Regions from separate parts of the Homo sapiens genome. Here all the other regions are linked to region 2. Evidence: chromatin contacts called from ENCODE Hi-C or POLR2A ChIA-PET data. All regions are on one chromosome and are shown on one strand. The core of a region is the stretch at or near the end of the contact, and the rest is flanking DNA. Distances in the headings are between cores, read along the strand shown.

The links. Hi-C counts contacts between places; a loop is a spot of excess contacts on that map. ChIA-PET counts read pairs that join two places held with the same protein, here RNA polymerase II (POLR2A). Pooled maps may share reads with other maps.
Region 1: a map of naive thymus-derived CD4-positive, alpha-beta T cell shows a loop between it and region 2 (3-fold over the local background). The contact joins the promoter of LINC01556 here to the promoter of H2AC16 in region 2. A Hi-C loop is called at or near these places in 1 of 168 maps with a recorded cell type or tissue (naive thymus-derived CD4-positive, alpha-beta T cell) and 5 of 50 pooled maps. POLR2A ChIA-PET finds 5 or more read pairs at or near these places in 1 of 52 experiments (naive thymus-derived CD4-positive, alpha-beta T cell).
Region 3: a map of CD4-positive, alpha-beta memory T cell shows a loop between it and region 2 (25-fold over the local background). The contact joins the promoter of HCG14 here to the promoter of H2AC16 in region 2. A Hi-C loop is called at or near these places in 2 of 168 maps with a recorded cell type or tissue (CD4-positive, alpha-beta memory T cell and naive thymus-derived CD4-positive, alpha-beta T cell) and 9 of 50 pooled maps. POLR2A ChIA-PET finds 5 or more read pairs at or near these places in 13 of 52 experiments (CD4-positive, alpha-beta T cell, GM10248, OCI-LY7 and 9 more).

Annotation. Positions count from the first base shown.
Region 1 is chr6:28,941,230-28,945,338 of GRCh38, reverse strand. It overlaps LINC01556 (long intergenic non-protein coding RNA 1556), which reads right to left and starts at 1,555. Exons shown (of 1, transcript NR_103538.1): 1 at 801-1,555. TRL-AAG2-2 (tRNA-Leu (anticodon AAG) 2-2) reads left to right here and starts at 1,636; the gene lies at 1,636-1,717. TRM-CAT3-1 (tRNA-Met (anticodon CAT) 3-1) reads right to left here and starts at 764; the gene lies at 692-764. TRQ-CTG1-3 (tRNA-Gln (anticodon CTG) 1-3) reads left to right here and starts at 3,667; the gene lies at 3,667-3,738. RefSeq lists an enhancer at 3,371-3,940.
Region 2 is chr6:27,862,169-27,866,635 of GRCh38, reverse strand. It overlaps H2AC16 (H2A clustered histone 16), which reads right to left and starts at 1,319. Exons shown (of 1, transcript NM_003511.3): 1 at 838-1,319. The coding sequence starts at 1,281. The coding sequence ends at 889. It also overlaps the pseudogene H2BC16P. RefSeq lists enhancers at 799-848, 1,139-1,228, 780-1,301, 1,499-1,568, 1,629-1,698 and 1 more.
Region 3 is chr6:28,894,605-28,898,977 of GRCh38, reverse strand. HCG14 (HLA complex group 14) reads right to left here and starts at 2,448. Exons shown (of 2, transcript NR_104117.1): 1 at 2,248-2,448; 2 at 1,658-1,867. It overlaps TRL-CAA1-1 (tRNA-Leu (anticodon CAA) 1-1), which reads left to right and starts at 2,650; the gene lies at 2,650-2,755. RefSeq lists enhancers at 2,136-2,771, 3,407-4,043 and a silencer at 3,182-3,345.

The DNA of each region.
Region 1 (4,109 bases), core at 306-2,805, 1.1 Mb before region 2:
TGACTGTAAATATCAGCCTATCTTCTTCACTTCTTGTTTCTCTTTTTACCCCTTCCTGCATCTGGTAGTTTGGATGATTTAGATCCAGTCAACAGGACTGGAAGCAAGAGAAAAGGTCCAATGCAATGAGACTGAGGGGGGAGTTTTTTGTCAGTTTTTTGTTTCCTTTCTTTTTTCATATGGAATGTTATTGGTGGCAACCTGGTGGTAAGCCATTCCAGAAGAATGGTAAAAGATAACCAAGTCAGTAATTGATAATTAGATTCTATACCTTCCACACCCCTAGTACAACCCTCCACCCACTTTTTCTTATCTCAGCACTCTAAAACTGGCAAGTTTCTTGACTCTGGTGTTGTTAAAACAAAGACAATTGCCAAGCATATCTGAAAAACATTTGAAAATGCTACCAGCTCTATCTCCAATTGGTATGCAGGGCGGGAGGGGAGATGAGAATTTTGGAGAATTTAATTCTTAGTGAAAATCACTGTTTTGTAACTGAACATGGTTCTATTAAACAGCAATTACCCGTTCTGTTCCATCAAAGCAATGTCCTTAGATTTTTTTTTCCCTTACCAGACATATTGTACACTTTTCTATAGAGAAAGCAGAGAAAGAACAACGTTTTGTCAACTTCCTTTGTTGTCTTACTCATTTTGGATCAAGAAGAAGTAAAATGGCAAAACAGACGCCTTGCCCCCTCTGAGGTTCGAACTCAGGACCTTCAGATTATGAGACTGACGCGCTGCCTACTGCGCTAAGGAGGCAACTGTCTCTCCCGCTTAACCAACGGCTCTACCAAGATGATTATGAGGCATTTTAATAAGGTTTTACGTTCTCTGAATTACAGTGTTTCAAAATAAGGCGTAACTATGATTCAATTCACTTCTAAAACACTTTGGATGACAAAACTACGTAGTACAAGGCAGGGGCCAATTCCTAAACCAACCTCGTTCTCCCACAGACCTTCCTAAGGAAACTTTAAGGGCTGCGAAGGCAATTGAGTCTGGACTTTGCGAAAGGCCTTCCTGTACGGGGCCCTGGATTTCTCATCTCATTTCTGGGCCAGGAACGAGGAGTCTTTCCCTCTATGATTAGGGCTTTCGTAGATGTACCGCCTCTGAAACGAAGACAAGACAAATAATAATGAGTTCACTCTTTTCCTCCCTTGTGAAGTTCCGTGGAGACACTCGGTCCCCTGAAGTGGATGAAGGGCGAGGGGAGGAGGTCTCAGGATTTTTCCTCGCTTTTCTTAGAAGCAACAGGCTCAAACCAAACGGTTGGCCTTGCTTACTCCTGAAGTCGAGAGGCTTACTCCCTGGAATCCAAGTGGATGTGGAGCCCATGGCGTCCTCTGGCGCTCTCGGTCTCTTCGACCCCTTTTTACTGTGTTGATGATAAATGGGGCAGGATTCCCCTCCTGCACCACCTGCAGCATCCTGTCCAGGATCCATCTGGGAGCTGAGAAGAAGCAAAGTGTCAGGGATCGGGGGTTCTCGGGCTATGCTGAGAAGCAAGGAATGCTGAAGAAGGGGCCTGAGGGAAGGGCTTATGGTGATGTGGGAATGGGAATGAAAGGACTGGAAAGGGGCGACAGTCACTTGGGTGAAACTGAAAGCGGCGACGCACCCTGTGGGTGGTAGCGTGGCCGAGCGGTCTAAGGCGCTGGATTAAGGCTCCAGTCTCTTCGGGGGCGTGGGTTCGAATCCCACCGCTGCCAGTGTGAGGTATTTTTTTTTTCCCCCTCGTCATTCTGACCCAGTAAAGTTCCATTTTCAAGCCTTGTGTGGGCAGTTCTCACAGCTTCCTAAGTGAGACAGGTTCCTCTTCTGTTTTCCTAGGGGCCACAGATAACACCCATATGTACAGTCCCACAAACGGTGCCCAAATGTTTCTCGATTTAGGGGCTCAGACATCTCGTCCCCTAGTTATTCCCTTCAGTGGCCTTCATGTGTTTTCATTCACTTTGCGAAATTTGTGAACCAACCAAGGGCAATCCTAAGGAAAAAGTACAACCTTCTTAACTCCAGACTCAAGAATAAATAAGCCACGCACGCTCATCTGCCCTATTTTCCATTGTCTTCTCCAAGGGATAAATGTGCTAAGGCTGAAAAAACAAACGAACCAACAAAAGAAACAGTCACCAGACACCTAGAGCCTTTCCCGCTTCACCTATCCTCAGAGAGCAGTTTAAGGTCCTTAGTTGAACACAGTTGAAGAGTTAGCTTTTGAGATTCTGTTATCTTCTTAAACAGTAAACATTTTTTTCTTTTTTTTTTTTAAGAAATAAGGTGGAGGCTCATAGAATAGAAAGAATAACACCTGTTTTAGGGAAGAAGGACTTGATCCGTTATTTACCTGGATCTGGGGTAGTTTAGACCATCTTTTAAGGCTAGGAGACTCGAGGAGATAGAATGGAGAGTTTTTGTGTGCAGGGAGGTGGGTAGATGCTTAGGAGCACTTTACAGTCGCCTAGGCAGAAGTCTTCTAATTTCACTGCTTCCTTCCTCACCTTCCAAAAGATGTATCCAATACATACTAATTGAGCAGATATTTTGTAACAGGCACCTTGCTTGAAAGGATGAATGCCAGCAAATGATTCCAGGGTTCCTTAGCAATTTAGTCTTGAGAGACTAGAGAGGCACATTAAGCATAGTTGACAAATAATTAATATTAAGATTGACTAAAGTAGTAATTTATATCTGAGTATTTCTTCCAGACACGCTACGTATATATGTGGTCTATTTGTTATATGTTGTTCTCACAATTACTAGATAAATAACCATGTTATCTTAATAAAGTTAAGATTTGAAAAAATGAATTACTACATCCAGCACTATAACATCCTAGTTTGGTCATCCATACTAAAGGACACCTATATGTTGGGTCATCTGGACGCTAAGATGTCCACCTGGGAGCTGGGACCTGGAAAGGCAAAAGAAGATAGGAGGAGGAGGAGAAATAATTATTCCCTTTTGAACTTGTAAAATTTAGCCTAGCAAGTGAAGGCAAAAAAGAAGTCTAAAGTCTCCCAAAAGTCTAAGCTGGGCTGTCCCACTGAGTATTCATTCATTCATTCATTCATTCATTCACTCATCCTTTCATTTATGCATTCATGCAACAAGCATTGGTTGAGCTTCTACAAAGTAGCAGACCGTGGGCTATCAAAGACTACTGAGACTCAGCCCTGCACTTAAGGCATTTTGGAGGAATGCGGGAGACAGATTTTAAAAATTTAAGCCCATGGTTACAACTGAGGGGCAGTGCCAAGATACTCGGAGGTTGTTCTAGAGGCATCTGTAGGTATCGTACAATGAATAAATAAGACTGTAGAAAGTAGATAGTATATTTTTTCTTTTCTCTCTTTTCTCCCTTTCAAACCGTGAGACTAAAATTCAATTCACCTTTTCGTGGGCTGGAAACGAAAGAAAATAAAAATCTCCAGGAATAACCATATTCCCAGATCAGTATACTGCCCTGCCCCGAAGGATGGAAAGAAATCTGGGAGAAAGGCGCGGTGGAAACAGTGTGTGAGCCCTACCCCTCCCATCCCTGCGTTTGGCCATCCAAAACAAAAAAACTGCCCCTGCAAAATTACTTTAAATCAATTAGTAAGTAGAAGACAAGAGAGACCCCAGGTGGATCGAGTATCCATTTTTTGTTAAGTAGGGTTCCATGGTGTAATGGTTAGCACTCTGGACTCTGAATCCAGCGATCCGAGTTCAAATCTCGGTGGAACCTTTCATTTCTCTCCTTTTGCCTTGTTTCCGATAACCTTGAGCGTGAACCTTGCTGCTTTCAATTTCAGTTTCATCACTTTTATTTTTGATGGTTTCTGGCCGTGAGGAAAAACATGTAATCTGCGGTCCCAATAACCTATGAGCTCAGGGCCAGTATGTAATGATGGAGTCTGTATACATGTCTTTCTATTCCTACCTAGTCTAGTTTCCTCCCAGTACGCCTCTGGGTGAGTGCTCATGTGGTAAATGAATGCGCCTTTTAACGAACTGACCAAAGCGGGGCAAAACGTGATTCACTACTAAACAGCGAACAAGACTGAAAAGCAAGGGGGCAGACCTCATTGAGAGTGTATCATTTTAGTTAGAATAAAA
Region 2 (4,467 bases), core at 70-2,569:
CATGCAGTCTGTTATTAGAGTATGAATTCCAGCCGTTGGTTTTTGTTAAGTTGGTGTCAAGCTTTTTGTCAGACGCCTAGCTACAAAGAAGCTTCTTATATTTTAAAAAGCCCGCTCTATAATCTGATTGGCCAGTTTTTGTTCCATCATCTGTATGTGGTTTTTCCGCGTTTAAGCCATTTAGGCACCAGCTACTTCGGCGTCACTAATGTGTTCGGCATTAATATAATATGCTATCAACGCACAAGACAATATAGTAGCAAGTTTCAAGATGGGGTCTCTATTACATGCCAATTTGATATGACCGTGTCATTCTGTACTGGATTATTTTTTTTTCCTCAAGTCAGGTTCTCGCTGTCACCCAGGCTGGCGTGCAGTGGCGTGGTCTCGGCTCACTACAGCCTCAGCCTCCCCGGCTCAAGGGATCGTCCCACTTCAGCCTCTGTGAAGTGCTAGGACTAAAGGCGTGCACCACCCCGGTCGGCTAATTTTTGTATCCGCTATGATGCCCAGGCAGATCTCGAATTCATGAGCTCCAGCGATCTTCCCGCCTCAGCTTCCAAAAGTGCTGGGATTACAGGCGTGAGCCACTGAGCCTGGCTCTGGATTTTTTTTTATTGGTTCTAGTTCATATAACACGAGATGAATAAACACAGCGAACATTCTTGTAAGCCCTACATTAAATAACTAGTTCACATTCTGACTTAAACATGTCACCTGAATCCTGTAAGGTTTTTCCTAAAAGTCATTCCTAAGCTCTAGATGAAAAATGCTTTATCTTTTCATAACAAACGTTCCAAATGTTTAACCAGTGGCCCAGCTCTCCCGCAGAAATAGTAGGTGGCTCTGAAAAGAGCCGTTGTATTGGAAAGTGATTCTATGGAGACATTATTTGCCTTTGGCCTTGTGGTGACTCTCGGTCTTCTTGGGCAGTAGCACAGCCTGGATGTTGGGCAGGACACCACCCTGAGCGATGGTTACTTTGCCCAGCAGCTTGTTGAGCTCCTCGTCGTTGCGGATGGCCAGCTGCAAGTGGCGCGGGATAATGCGGGTCTTCTTGTTGTCGCGGGCGGCGTTGCCCGCCAGCTCCAGGATCTCGGCAGTCAGGTACTCCAGCACCGCCGCCAGGTACACCGGCGCGCCGGCCCCGACCCGCTCAGCATAGTTGCCCTTGCGGAGCAGTCGGTGCACTCGGCCCACGGGGAACTGGAGACCGGCACGAGAAGAGCGGGTCTTGGCTTTGGCGCGAGCTTTGCCTCCCTGCTTGCCGCGTCCCGACATGACGAAGAAACGATAAATGGAGGAACTGAGAACAGCCGAGAGAAGTTCACCAGAGCTCCACTACTTATAGTCAATACTGGGCGCGAAAATAAAGCTGTGCCATTGGCTCAAATTACAGTTTTATTTCAACCAATGGAATCGCTGTTATGAAACATGCTTCTTTGGATTGGACAAACGTGTATATGACGTCATCTAGAATCGCCACCAGTCCTACACACTATTTTATTAATCACCTCATTTGCATAAGAATTCGTGAACAGGACGTTACAACACACAGCTTTTTCTTCTTCTTCTTTTTTTGTTTTTTTAAGACAGGGTCTCCCTCTCGCCCGGGCTGGAGTGCGGTGGTACGATCTCCGGTCGCTGCAACGTCCGCTCCTGGGTTCAAGTGATTCTCCTGCCTCGGCCTCCTGAGTAGCTGAGATTACAAGCGTCAGCCACCATAGCCCGGCTAATTTTTGTATTTTTTAGTAGAGACAGGGTTTCACCATATTGGTCATCCTGGTCTCAAACCCCTGAGCTCAGGTGAGCCACCTGCCTCAACCTCCCAAAATGCTGGGATTAAAGGCGTGAGCCACAGCGCCCGGCGACTTTTTTTTTTTTTTTTTTTTTTTTTTTCCCTTGAGACAGGGTCTGGCTTTGCCGCCCAGGTTGGAGAGCAGTGGCGCGATCGTGGCTCACCGCAACCTCCGCCTTCCTGGCCGAAGCGATCCTCCTCCCTGAGCCTCCCCAGTAGCTGGGGTTACAGGAGTGCATCACGCGCCCAGCTAATTTTTTACATTTGTTTGAAGAGTCATGGTTTCGCCATGTTGTTCAGGCTGCTCTCGAACTCCTGACCTCAAGTGATCCGCCCGCCTCCGCCTCCCAAAGTACTGGAATTACAGGCGTGCGCCGCCGCGCCCGGCCGCTTTTTCCTATTCCTTGTACCCTTTCTGCAGTTAAACTACAACACGCCTGACCCCACCAAGTCGGCCACAGCCCCGAAAAAGGGTTCCAAGAAGACTATTACTAAGGCAAGAAGCGAAAGCGCAGCCGCAAGGAGAGCTGCTCCGTGTACTTGTACAAGGTGCTGAAGCAGGTCCACCAACACCGGCATCTCGTCCAAAGCAATGGGGATCTTGAACACCTTCGTTATGCCATCTTCGAGCGTATTGCGGGCGAGGCTTCCCGCCTGGCGCGTTACAACAAGCGTTCGACCATCACCTCCAGGGAGATCCAGACGGCTGTTCGCCTGTCACGCATGCTGTGTCCGAGAGCACCAAAGCCGTAACCAAGCACACCAGCTCCAAGTGAGCTCCTTGCTGGTTCGTCCACTTGGAACCCCACTAGGTTCTTCCTGACTCACACTCCACTAGGTTCTTCCTGACCCACACCCTAAGGACTCTTTTCAGAGATATTCACACTTCCTAAATAGAACTGACGCTCGTTTATCCCTAGTTTTGAAATGTTCAGTTAGCTTTAACCTAAAGCCTTTCATAAATGCTTCTTAATTTATGCAAAAGATACATTGTGGCCTTATGATATTTCCAATATTATCTGCTACTAAGTATTTTATGTTACAAACGTCAAATACACAAAACGGGAGTTTTATTGTGCGAATTTCACTTATCCAGGCTCAATTTCAACACCGAGAATCCCCTGTTGAGTTATTGTCTAGAAAACCAAGTATTTAAAGTAAAAGTCCTATCAACCTCTACTGAAATATCACTGGACGTTTTGCAGGTTACACCACAATTTTCAGGCCACCTGGTAGGATACTCAGTGACTACCATGTAATCCAGGTGGCATTCTCTTTCAATTTTTCTTTTATAACATGAAAGCAGGGAATGTGCTTTCTTGCCTAATTTGCACAAAATGACCTAAAGGTGTTGAGATTAAAATGGAGAAAGAGGAAGGAAAGAAATTAGAACCAATTTATATTACCTCTTCCCACCAGTTAGAAATGAGGTTTGGATCCTTCCTTGCTAATCCAGATGCCATGCTGGCAGATGGAATTTTTCTACTAATTACTTTTTTCTACATTTGTCCTAAGTAGACCAAAGTACTCCACGCTTCTCCCCACTTTCACACCTGTCCTATGAAGTTCCTCTAATTTAAGATGTAAATTGATTATGCTTCATGTTTTCCTCACCTTTAATGTCTCATCATTATAAGGAATGGCATTTGTTTACCATAATTTTAATATGATCAAATTTTTTCTTGGTTAAGAGTTTAGAATGTAGGTCAGTTTCTTTTCTGAGTCAGCTCCACATTTCATCTCACTCTATATTCTCCTTACTGTTTTTTTCTGTAATAAGGGGGAAATTCTAAACAAAAAGGCAATCTTTTTGAAATGTGAAAGTGGGAGAGTCATGAGAAGGCCTTTTCTCCAAGAGAGAAGTGCAGTCTCCCAGTTTTTAGGCTGGGAAAGCCATTTTGCCTTTTCCAGGAATCAGTGTGGAAATACAAGTCCCAATTGTTCTACAGACTGTCAGATACCAGGATCATGAAACCTAACACCTTTGTTGTTTTTCTAGGTATTAGTCAATCTTTTCTCATCAAAAAGCTGGAGGCCTTAGAAGGGCCTATGTGAATGAAAAGCACAAAATCTAGGCTGAATTTATGAGCTCAGAGAGCCAAGGACAGTTAAGGCGCCAAGGACAGTTAAGCAGCCAAGTCTGCAGACAAAGCTAGTGACTGTCTTCTCTCCAACTTCCAAAATGTTGCTAGAAACATTTACAGAAGTCTATTGCTAGGCCAACGCTGTGGCTCATGCCTGTAATCCCAGCCTGTTGGGAAGCCAAGGTGGGCAGATCACTTAAGGTCAGGAGTTCAAGACCAGCCTGGCCAACATGGTGAAACCTCGTCTCTACTAAAAATACAAAAACATTAGCCAGGCCTGGTGGGCATGCGCCTGTAATCCCAGCAACTCGGGAGGCTGAGGCACGATAATCACTTGAACCTGGGAGGTGGAGGTTGCAGTCGGCCAAGATGACACCACTCTACTCCAGCCTGGGCAACAGAACAAGACTCCAACTAAAAAAAAAAAAAAAAAAAAAAAAGAGAAAGAAGAAGTCTATTGCTTTACTAGATCCACCCACATTATTCAATCTGAAATTAGTACTGTTACTGATACAGTCAAGGAATGAAATAATATTAGGCTCACAAAGTACAATTATTATTCCCTGAAATGTTTCTTATAGCTGT
Region 3 (4,373 bases), core at 1,199-3,698, 1.0 Mb before region 2:
TTCTTGTTAATAAGAGATAGGAATTTCTGCTTGGGTTCTTGGTAAATAGAAACTGTATCCCAAGAGTTTACTTTTCATAAAATAAGTCTTACAAATCAATAAGGAAAGATGGACACCTCATAAAAATTTGGTAAGCAATTTACTGAGGAAGGAGTATAAAAATCCTTTAAACATGAATATTGGACCTCACTAATAATCAAATCAGAAAAAAAAGGGGGGGCGCTATATCATTTGTTACCTATTAAAATGTGCCAGGAGCGGTGGGTCACGCCTGTAATCCCAGCACTTTGGGAGGCCGAGGCGGGCACATCATTTGAGGTCAGGAGTTTGAGACCAGCCTGACCAACATGGTGAAACCCTGTTTCTACTAAAAATACAAAAAAAAATTAGCTGAGTGTGATGGCTCATGCGTGTAGTTCCAGCTACTCGGGAGGCTGAGACGAGAATCACTTGAACCTGGGAGATAGGTTGCTGTGAGCTAAGATCATGCCACTGCACTCCAGCCTGGGCAACAGAGCAAAACTCCGTCAAAACAAACAAACAAAAACTGGATAAACATTGATGTAGGCCGGGCGCGGTGGCTCACGCCTGTAATCCCAGCACTTTGGGAGGCTGAGGCGGGCGGATCAAGAGGTCAGGAGTTCGAGACCAGCCTGACCAACATAGTGAAACCCCGTCTCTACTAAAAATACAAAAATTAGCCGGGCGTCGTGACGGGCGCCTATAGTCCCAGCTACTCGGGAGGCTGAGGCAAGAGAATGGTGTGAACCCGAGAGGTGGAAGTTGCAGTGAGCCAAGTCGTGCTACTGCACTCCACCCTGGGTGACAGAGCGAGACTCCGTCTCAAAAAAAAAAAAAAAAAAAAAAAATTTGATGTAATGGTTTCACTTTTAGAAATTTAAGGAAATAATCGTGGATGTTTGAAAATATTTATGTAAGGATAGTTTTTACAGCATTGCTGATGAAAATAAAAAATTAGAAATAATCCAGTTTTCAAGAATACCACTTTGATATGGAATATGTGCAGGAATTAAGATTTATGCAAAATATAGTACTTAGCAAGTATATATTCATAATATATTCATTTAGAAAGCAAGTTAGCAAATTATTTACTACACATGACCATTTTTGGAAAATGTATACCATATGAAAGACTAAATATATAAAAATGTTAATAGTTACCTCTGACTAGTGAGATTATGGATGATTTTAATTTTTGACATGTTTGTATGTTCTACAATTTGTGTGTACTTTGCAATTAGAAAAAAATAATTATAGTTAGGGTAAGATTACAGTTGCCATGTTGGGAATCACTTCCTGGACAATTTCCTTCCAATCGAAAGAAAATATACAAATCTCATGTATTGGAGGGAGACTGGGGAACCAGTGTTCACTGTACTTCTCACTACTAATTTTCTCTCTATCAAAAATAGGATATGAAACCAAGGAAGTCTGTGGAAATTAAGATAGAGCCTACTGAAACTCAGTTATTTCTCCATGCAGAAAAGAGACCTAACTTTGCCTTACAAAAAGGAAATTTTTTTTATATTAACAAATACAAAAAGTAAGCTATTAGGACAAAATCTAATTAAAATATCCAACTTTATATTTCCTCTATCTGAACCTCACAGCCCCAAATACAAGAGTTAAGACGGTTGAGTTAAAATGTATTTATTGAACCTCTACCGTGTTTGCCAGGCACTGTTACCTGGACGGCATTGGTCTACACATGTTATTTTAGCGGTGTCGCTGGCCTCTAGGGGCTCTTGTTCTAGTGGGAGGGATGATTTCTGTTTAGTTTCAGGGCTCCATTAAAATTTGTGACCTTGGGGCTTCCCGGCCTGGAGCTCAGATTGCTTGGCGAAGGCTGAGAAACAGAAAAGTGGATCAGGCGATGTGGTGCACTCCCCTTAAAAACTACCGCTGTGTTCCCCGACCTGGCAGTGGTCACTTGGAGCCCATTAATCGGGAACATCCGAGAGCGACAAGGAAGGCCGCGGGCGAGCGCGTCGCTCGCGGAGTTTCCCCGGACCTGGGATCGCCGATCCCTCGGCGCGGACACCAGCCTTGCCCATGTGGTGGTCCCTGTGGAGACCTTCCCAGCCGTTCCCGGCTACCACTTTTAGAGCCCAAGACAAACTTCGACGAGTGGCAAGGCAGTGACAAATGGAACCAAAATAGAGGGGCTAAAAGGGGACCTTCCTATAGAACCGGGGTCTTTTGTTAGGGTTTTGTTTTGTTCCTCACCATCTTCCAAACAATGAAGTCCTGGGGGAGGCTAACCACGATCAAGATTTCAGTAAACATCAGACACTGGAGAGCCGACCCAGCGACCGAAGAAGCAAAAGATCTTCTTTCCTTCCTGAAATCTGGGCAGGCTGGGAGCAAAAAAAAAAAAAAAAAAAACCCGCACACGTTTTTCGAGATGGCGATAACAGTTATAAGGCCCGTAAGAGACTTGATCCAGTTTTATGCAGAAACATTTTCTAGTCCTGCGAACCCTTTTGCTTTTTCAATCCACAAGTGGCTTTCTGCCCTTCTGTTACCAAGCAACCCTGACGTCATCGCGTTTCTGCGTGCGTGCACGACACAGAATCATTGCTTGTTGATCTCTATTTTAGTGCAAAAATCAGGGCTGTTATGCAGTGTGTCAGGATGGCCGAGTGGTCTAAGGCGCCAGACTCAAGCTAAGCTTCCTCCGCGGTGGGGATTCTGGTCTCCAATGGAGGCGTGGGTTCGAATCCCACTTCTGACACATACTTTTCTTTTTCCTCTCCTTACTTTAGAGATATCCTGATCTCAGCAGTAGGCATAAACAATTACCAACGTATATTTTTAAGAATCGGCTTTTAGGTACCGGGCGCGGTGGCTCACGCCTGTAATCCTAGCACTTTGGGAGGCCGAGACGGGTGGATCACGAGGTCAGGAGATCGAGACCATTCTGGCTAACACGGTGAAACCTCGTCTCTACTAAAAATACAAAAAAAATAGCTGGGCGTGGTGGCGGGCGCCTGTAGTCCCAGCTACTCGGGAATGAGGCAGGAGAATGGCGTGAACCCGGGAGGCGGAGCGTGCAGTGAGCCAAGATCGCGCCACTGCACTCCAGCCTGGGGACAGAGCGACACTCCGTCTCAAAAAAAAAAAAAAAAAAAAAGAATTGGCTTTTAAATTTATCTCAAAGGGCTTGTCCAAACTAAAAACATTAAAAGCGGAAGCATCGCGATATTTTTACGAAGCCGCGAGATTTGGGCCAAAAAACGCCTAATTAAAGGCAGAGGTTACTAGCGATTGGTCTCTGTGCTGCAGTGCGAGATAATCCTGATGTCGCGGGATTCGGAACGCAGATAGCTTCCTGCCTCGCCGAGGGAATGGAGAGAAGGGGCTCTGGGCGGGTTCTTTTCCCGCTTCTCGACCAGGCTCACACTCTGTGTCTCAGATCCAAGCCCTCCCCTAGATATTTCCTGGAGCACTTTCCTACCAATCTCACAACGCTGTGGCTCGTGACAGTGCAGTCTCTTTAAAAATCTTACACAGGTCCTCTGCTCTCCTATTTTCAAAACTCATGTAACCAGTTCTCAAAAATGTCTTTCGTAAATTATGCACATTCACACTCGTTTTGGCATCTGATCATTACCGTTTTGTCAGTCAAAATTGAGTACCATTTTAACCATTGAATGAAATATGAAAGCTGTACGTTCCTCTCGCAAATGTAATCACCGTGAAAAATTTATTGTATTTTTTACATTTCTTTTTTCTCTGCATTCGCATATATATATAACATTTTGTTTTTTTTTTTTAACAGAAATGTAGTCATGCTATGACATTTTTCACTTAATATATCTTGGGTTCTTTCCATGTGGAACACTTATTCTTTTCTTTTACAGAAGAAATATTGCTGGCCGGGTGCAGTGGCTCAGGCCTGTAATCCCAGCACTTTGGGAGGCCGAGGCGGGCGGATCACGAGGTCAGGAGATTGAGACCATCTTGGCTAACACAGTGAAACCCCGTCTCTACTAAAAATATTAAAAAATACAAAAAATTAGCCGGGTGTGGTGGTGGGTGCTTGTAGTCCCAGCTACTCGGGAGGCTGAGGTAGAAGAATCGCCTAAACCCGGGAGGCGGAGCTTGCAGTGAGCCCACATTGCCCGCTGCACTCCAGCCTGGGCAACAGAGTGAGACTCCGTCTCAAAAAAAATAATTAATAAATAAATAAATAAATAAATAAATAAATAAATAAATAAAACCCTATGGTAGGCCCGGAGTGGTGGCTCACGCCTGTAATCCCAGCACTTTGGGAGGCCGAGGCAGGTGGATCACTTGAGGTCAGGAGTTCGAGACCAGCCTGGCCAACATGGTGAAACCCTGTCTCTACT